Linked DNA regions of Homo sapiens: region 2 is linked to region 1. Evidence: chromatin contacts called from ENCODE Hi-C or POLR2A ChIA-PET data. All regions are on one chromosome and are shown on one strand. Each heading gives the region's core, a stretch centred on a gene start or an enhancer-like site at or near the end of the contact. The rest is flanking DNA. Distances are from core to core; before and after follow the strand shown. Region 1 has its middle 61 kb from the start of LINC02038. Region 2 has its middle 57 kb from the start of LINC02026.

Region 1 (3,272 bases), core at 554-3,053:
GTTTTTTTGTTTTTTTGTTTCTTTGTAGAGATAAGGTCTCACTGTATTGCCCAGGCTTGTCTTGAACCCCCGGGTTCAAGCTCTCTGTGTGTCTCAGCCTCCCAAAGTGCTGGTATTACAGGTGTGAGCCACCATGCCCAGCCTGCATTGTGTTTTGTCTTGGGTTCACAGTGTAGGGTTCACATTCGGACCACTGGTGCAGAAGAGGGTAAATTTAAACCCCTTCAAGTCACAAACTTGCAGGTATACGTGCTAAGTGAATAAAAGGAGGGAGTTCAAGTGGCTCACAACTATAATCCCAGCACTTCGGGAAGCCGAGGTGAAAGATCGCTTAAGGCCAGGAATTCAAGATAGCCTGGGCAACATCTCAAGATCCAATCTCTACAAAAAATCTAAAAAACTTTTTAAAGGTGAGGGCAGTGGTAAACAGTATAATACACTGATTTTGTATTTAAAAAGGAAAAAGGAATAGGGATACACATATACCTACTTATTTGCATTGTATCCATGATGACTACATCTGAAGGAATGCACCAGAAGCTGGAAACATTGTTCCTAGAAGTGGAAGATGGGTGATGGGAGGAAGGAGTAGGAGGGAGGATTTCTACTTTATATCGTTGGTACCATTTTAAACTTTAAACCATGAGAACGTATTACCTATTCACCAAAGAATCAATACAATTTGATGTAAAACATCATGCAACCTGTTCCATGGCAGGGTCAGTGGCTCCAGGTCCTGGGAGTAGGAGAGCAGTAGGTTGGAAAGGGTTGTTTTAGAACCTGTCTCAGCCAGCCTGGCTGAGAGTTGTGACATCCTTTGACCTCAGACTGTGCTCCTCCTGCTACCCAGAGTGTGGCCAGGAGTCACAAGCTCATGTTATTTCTTCAAGCAAATGATGATGTACATCGGTTGCTGGCTGGCATATCGTGCTTTCCCAGCAAAGCAACAAGAATGCTTATGTCCCTGTCTGGGATCTCACTGAAGAGGGTTGCAGACCAAACAGAGGGAACCCCAGAAGCTGGTCATGATGGGCTGGGAAAGTATGTGCTGTAAGGGAGGTCTGAAGCCGGGAGACCAGAGGGCTCGAGGAGCCAGGAGCCGTGTTTCCAGCCATCTGAAGGGAAACCAGAAGACAGGCTAGATGAGAGCTGGGTGGACCTGTGTCCTGGGCAACCTGCAGACTTCCCAGAGCCCCTTTCCTCATCCGCAACATGGGACAGTAATATCCACAGCAAAGGTCTCTCTGGAGTTTTCTGGTTTACGACTTAATGCATGCAAGATGTCTAGCACTTACTAGGCACCCTGCAGAGGTTTCTGAGTCCCATCCCCACCCCTAATCATTCCTGTCAAACCACTAAATTTGTTCAGAGTGGCCCCAGTGTGTGAAAGCTGCAGGAAAAGAGACTTGGGCTCCTATTAGAAAAGACTTTCCTATAGACAGAACCATTCAAAGGTGGAGCAATTCTGTTCTGATGGGCATTTTTCAGGTAACAGTGCTTTATTGGAAGAAACTCAAGGCTCTTTTTTCTGGGTCTCTAAACTCATGACAAACGAAGTAGGATCAAAGACCCCTGGGCCCCATCTCAGACATGGCCCTTCGTGGCCCCTTCCACCTCACTCGCCTCTCCATTCCTGTCCCTCCTCCAGCCAGCCTGTGCAGCTCCCAGAAAGGCTCAATTAAGAAGGCATTTCCAGACCTCGCTGCGGCTGGCACCACCACATTTTTTGCATTCTCTGCCTCTGCGGCTCCTGGAGGCATGAGGTGTGTATCTGCCTGTGTGTGTGTCTCTTATCTACCTCAGGAGAAAAGGACACGAGTCTTGTGACTCAGCCTAAGAGCAATTTCCTCCTTTGACTTCACATTTCCAATTGGAGGGACCCTGGGTTCCAGCGATAACCGTGAGAGTGTCTTCTTAGAGCGAATGTCCTTAATTGTGCTCTGACTTTCCAGGGCTTCTGAGCAGGTGCTGTTGGGAGTCCTTGAGAACTCCAGAATAAGTGAGGTCTGATCCATGCTCCAAACGCAACTACAGTCAAATAGAGGGGATACACACTTATGTTCGGTGTAACTCTCACACCAAACGAACCATGACAAATGCCACAGGGAGCTAAGTGCCATAAAGAATGATTGTAAATGTTAGATATAATAATGGCAAGTGGTTATGTTAAAGGGAAAGCAGTCCTTCTCAGTCAGAGATGCATGCAGATGTCTAGGTTGTTTTAAAATACTCTAGGGAAAGCCAGGCCCGGTGGCTCATGCCTGTAATCCCAGCACTTTGAAAGTCCAAAGCAGGCGGATCACCTGAGGTCAGGAGTTCGAGACCAGCCTGGCAAACATGGAGAAACCCTGTCTCTACTAAAAATACAAAAATTAACTAGGCAGGGTGGCGGGAGCCTGTAATCCCAGCTACTCAGGAGGCTGAGACAGGAGAATCACTTGAATCTGGGAGGTGGAGGTTGCTGTGAGCCAAGTTCACACCACTGTACTCCAGCCTGGGCGGCAGAGCAAGACTCTATCTCAAAATAAATAAATAAATAAGTAACGCTAGGGAAAAACATCTTAAGTGTTTTGGGGTGAGATGATATGATGTCTGGGGTTTGATTTAAAACATTCCAGAAAAAAGGTTGGAGAATAGATGAACAATTTGGCAAAACATTGATAATTGTCATTATTAAAGCTGGGCGTGGGTATAAGAGAGTTTGTTATATCATATTCTCTATTTTTGTATATGCTTGGAAAATTCCAGAATAAAAAGTTAAAAGGAAATGAATGGTTAATGCTGACAGGAGGTGTGTGGGTCAGGGACAGCTTCACACAGTAGGTGAGGTTGAAACTGGGCTTAGAAGATGAGTCAGAGATTGGAAGTGGGAGGGATAGACATGATTTGGAAGCTCTTGTTGGCTTTATTTTTTGTCTGTAAATCCTTCTGTTCTCCTGGGTTTTCATAGCAGTGAAAGCATTTCCCCCTCCAGGGTGTGACCTGCCCTTGTTTCAGACACCCCTTTGGATGGGGCCTCTCAGTGAGGCCTTCTTTGGCTGGCAGAGCTGGAGCTGTCGTGGCCCTGACCAGGTCTGCAGCCCCCACCCCGCTTCCTTCCTCCTCTCTCCCCCTCCATGCCCCGTCTGGGGAAAATTATCCCAGCTCCAAGTAGTAAATTTAAGGCCTTGGCAGCCCTCCCACAGATGACTCCCAAATTATCCCATTCCAAGGGTGGGAGTGGGGAGGCCAGAAGTTCAGGCCCGAGGCATTCACCCAGTCGTTTGAGAGCT
Region 2 (3,272 bases), core at 338-2,837, 160 kb before region 1:
GTGGACAATGGGGAGCTCTGGGCAGGTGTCAGCCAAAGGGAGGAAGTGGTGAGATGTGCATCTTAGACACAGTTGGCAGAGGTTGGCTCAAGGCCAGGGGCACTTTTAATCCCATTGCCATTTTCCAGATGAGAGATGGGTGACAGCTTGAACGAAGATACAAAATTTCATGCATAATATGCATGTACACACACACATACTCACACACATCTCCAACGGCTGCAATAAAAGAAGATTTTCATATACCATACGATTCTACAGAAAATCCCATTTGAGTCTGGCAGACATAAAGGTATAATTGTCTAAGAGGAACTCATTTATCTCTTAAAACTTTTAATATCTCAAGATTCGGAGTGTGAGTTCAATGTCTCCTATGTCAGATATAAGCAGCACACATGAGGGCTGGGTGCGGTGGCTCATGCCTGTAATCTCGGCACTTTGGAAGGCCGAGGCAGGTAGATCACAAGGTCAGGAGATGGAGACCATCCTGGCCAACATGGTACAAAAGTACAAAGGTACTAAAAGTACAAAAAAATTAGCTGGGTGTGGTGGCATATGCCTGTAGTCCCAGCTACTTAGGACGCTGAGGCAGGAGAATCGCTTGAACCTGGGAGGCGGAGGCTTCAGTGAGCCGAGATCGCGCCACTGCCCTCCAGCCTGGCAACAGAGCCAGACTCCGTCTCAAAAAAAAAAAAAAAAAAAAAAACCACATATCTTGTATCTTTTGTATTTTTAGGGGGGAAGAAATTTGGGAGGAAGTCATTTTTTATTCTCTCAGTGGTTTATTTGCTGCTTGTCTCATCTTTGAAATATTTTCTGTTATCTACTTTACTGGCGAGACTCTAGTCCAGGGAGTGAACACTCTGGCTTAGCTCATCTTTTCCACCTTTAGCTATTCACTTCTTTTCTCATATGTTCCAGAAGAAACTCCCAAGTAGCAAAATTGATGAAGAGACTTTATCGCCTCTGCATAACCCCAGATTGCCTGACGTGTTTTCTCATGTCTTGTTCTTTTTTTCCTCGCTCTTGTCCTCCAGGTTTGAGTGCAATGGCTTGATCTCGGCTCACTGCAACCTCCGCCTCCCAGGTTCAAATGATTCTCCTGCCTCTGCCTCCCAAGTAGCTGGGGTTAAGGTGCCTGCCACCACACCCGGCTAATTTTTGTATTTTTTAGTAGAGATGGGGTTTCACCATGTTGGCCAGGCTGGTCTCGAATTCCTGACCTCAGGTGATCCGCCCGCCTCAGCCTCCCAAAGTGCTGGGATTACAGGCATGAGCCACTGCGCCTGGCCACATCCTGTTTCTTTAAAACAGAAGGCTGAAAGGTCTAGCCATCTATCCAAGAACAATGGCCAGCCCCTCTGTAGGCAGGCTCTGAGAGAGACGTCGATGATGCCAGACTCTCAATGGGGAGGGTAAGTTTGTGAGTGTGGACAGCGGTCTCATCGGCTGCAGGGAATTTTGAAAGAGGGATGGGGGACTGCAATGACTCACTATATTCTTCAAAGCCTTGCCTGTACACCAGGTGTAGGAGAGAAGAGGAGGTGGTGACAAGTACATGTGGTCATCTATCCAAACTCTCATGTTTCAAAGGAACATTAATTTCATTGTCCCCAGAGAGGAGAAGTAAATAATGAGGTATTGTCTAAGTCAGGTTGTTTCCTGCTGGAAGCTAGAATTCTGCAAAGTGTTGGACTTCGATCTAGACTTGGCTTTAGGTCTGTATGAGCCACTTGTGGGGAGCGTGGCTTTTGGCAAGTTACTTTACCTCTTGAAAACCCATTTCCTCTTTGTAAAAATGGGATAATAGAGCATGTCTTTTTGCCTTTAAAGGTTATGCAACATGCACTCATATGTTAATTGCTGCACTGTTCACATAGCAAAGACAGGGAATCAACCTAGGTGCCCACCACTGGTAGATTGGATCAAGAAAATGTGGTACATATACACCATAGAATACTACACATCCATAAAAAGAGTGAAACCATGTCCTTGCAGCAACATGGATGCAGCTGGAGGCTGTTATCCTAAGTAAATTAATGCAGGAACAGATAATCAAATATTGCATATTGTTTCTTAGGCGTAGGAGCTAAACACTGGGTACTCGTGGACATCAAGACGGTAATAGAAACTGAGGACTACTGGAGGGGGAGAGGGGGACAAGGGTTGGAAAACGAACTATTGGGTACTATGCTCAGTACCTGGGTAACAGGGTTAATTGTGTCCCCAAACCTCACCATCTTGCAATATACCCAGGTAATAAACCTGCACACGTACCCTCTGAATATAAAATAAAAGTTGAAATTATAGAAAAAATAAAAAAATAAAAAAGACTGTGAGATATTGGGAATGGAAATATTTTGGACATTGAAGAGTGCATTTTGAAAATAATGCTCTAATGTGAGAATTTTCTCCCGAGCGTTAACGAACTCACCACAGAGGCAACCTTGGTTATAGTGAAGGGGTCTGAGGAACAAGGAGAAAGTACACAAGATGCTCCCTCAAGGAGGCAAGAGTATACAACAACGTCTTGATTGATTATCCATTTTAGAGAGATCTATGGTAAATGCTCACGGGCTTTGTCTGGCCCCTCCGCATACCTCTCTCTTTGCAGAGTTTTGGAAACTCATTTCCACCCTCGCCAAGGCAAAAACACACTGGAAAGTGAAGCTGAGATTCAGTCATATTAGAAGGGGGCACTGGCCTCAGTACCCCCACCTGGGTTTGGGTCTCAGCTCTGCCCTTCTCTCCCTGCAGGCACCCGGGTAGGAATCTTCCCTCTCCGGGCCTCCGTTTCCCATCCGTATGTTGGTTAGAATATTATTAAGGTCCTTTTCAGCACTTGAAATGGATTCTGTGCTGTCCCAAGGCATCCAGTCAATCCCAGCTTCTAGTTGCTGCAGTGACTGGGTCACTGGTGCAGCATCTCCGGTCCACTCACAGCAGCAGTCAGGAACTTATGTTGCTGTGCTGATTTTCTGGTCCTCGTCCTGTTTCCTCACAGTGGCATGACGGATCGGACATGCCATGCGACTGCATGGTGGCTCAGCTTTCCTGGCATGCAAGAACGTGCAGGGTGCATACAGATGCCATGTTTTCTAACCATCGCAACTTTGAGGAGGCAGCAGGAGATGAGGCTTAGGAGGGAAGTGATTGCTCTACACAGCAACCCACGGTGGTGGGAAGAGGGGTCAATTGTAAAGTTGTAGGCCACCGGCTGAGACCTGCTGAGTGATGAGCATTACTCAGAGAGTGGGTCCAGTTCCCATTTT

Evidence for each region. Hi-C counts contacts between places; a loop is a spot of excess contacts on that map. ChIA-PET counts read pairs that join two places held with the same protein, here RNA polymerase II (POLR2A). Pooled maps may share reads with other maps.
Region 2: a map of Calu3 shows a loop between it and region 1 (7-fold over the local background). The contact joins two enhancer-like sites. A Hi-C loop is called at or near these places in 3 of 168 maps with a recorded cell type or tissue (Calu3, PC-9 and mammary epithelial cell) and 2 of 50 pooled maps. POLR2A ChIA-PET finds 5 or more read pairs at or near these places in 2 of 52 experiments (Panc1 and activated CD4-positive, alpha-beta T cell).

The regions. Positions count from the first base shown.
Region 1 is chr3:193,780,967-193,784,238 of GRCh38, reverse strand. No RefSeq gene overlaps it. Among named protein-coding and RNA genes, the nearest start is that of LINC02038, 61 kb to the left of the region's middle. RefSeq lists silencers at 2,725-3,019, 3,272. Within about 2 kb of position 1,803, at least 11 of the 41 ENCODE cell types and tissues checked have a DNase peak (open chromatin) inside an H3K27ac peak, as active enhancers do; they include mammary epithelial cell, where a contact is called at or near this core.
Region 2 is chr3:193,945,411-193,948,682 of GRCh38, reverse strand. No RefSeq gene overlaps it. Among named protein-coding and RNA genes, the nearest start is that of LINC02026, 57 kb to the left of the region's middle. Within about 2 kb of position 1,587, at least 2 of the 41 ENCODE cell types and tissues checked have a DNase peak (open chromatin) inside an H3K27ac peak, as active enhancers do; they include mammary epithelial cell, where a contact is called at or near this core.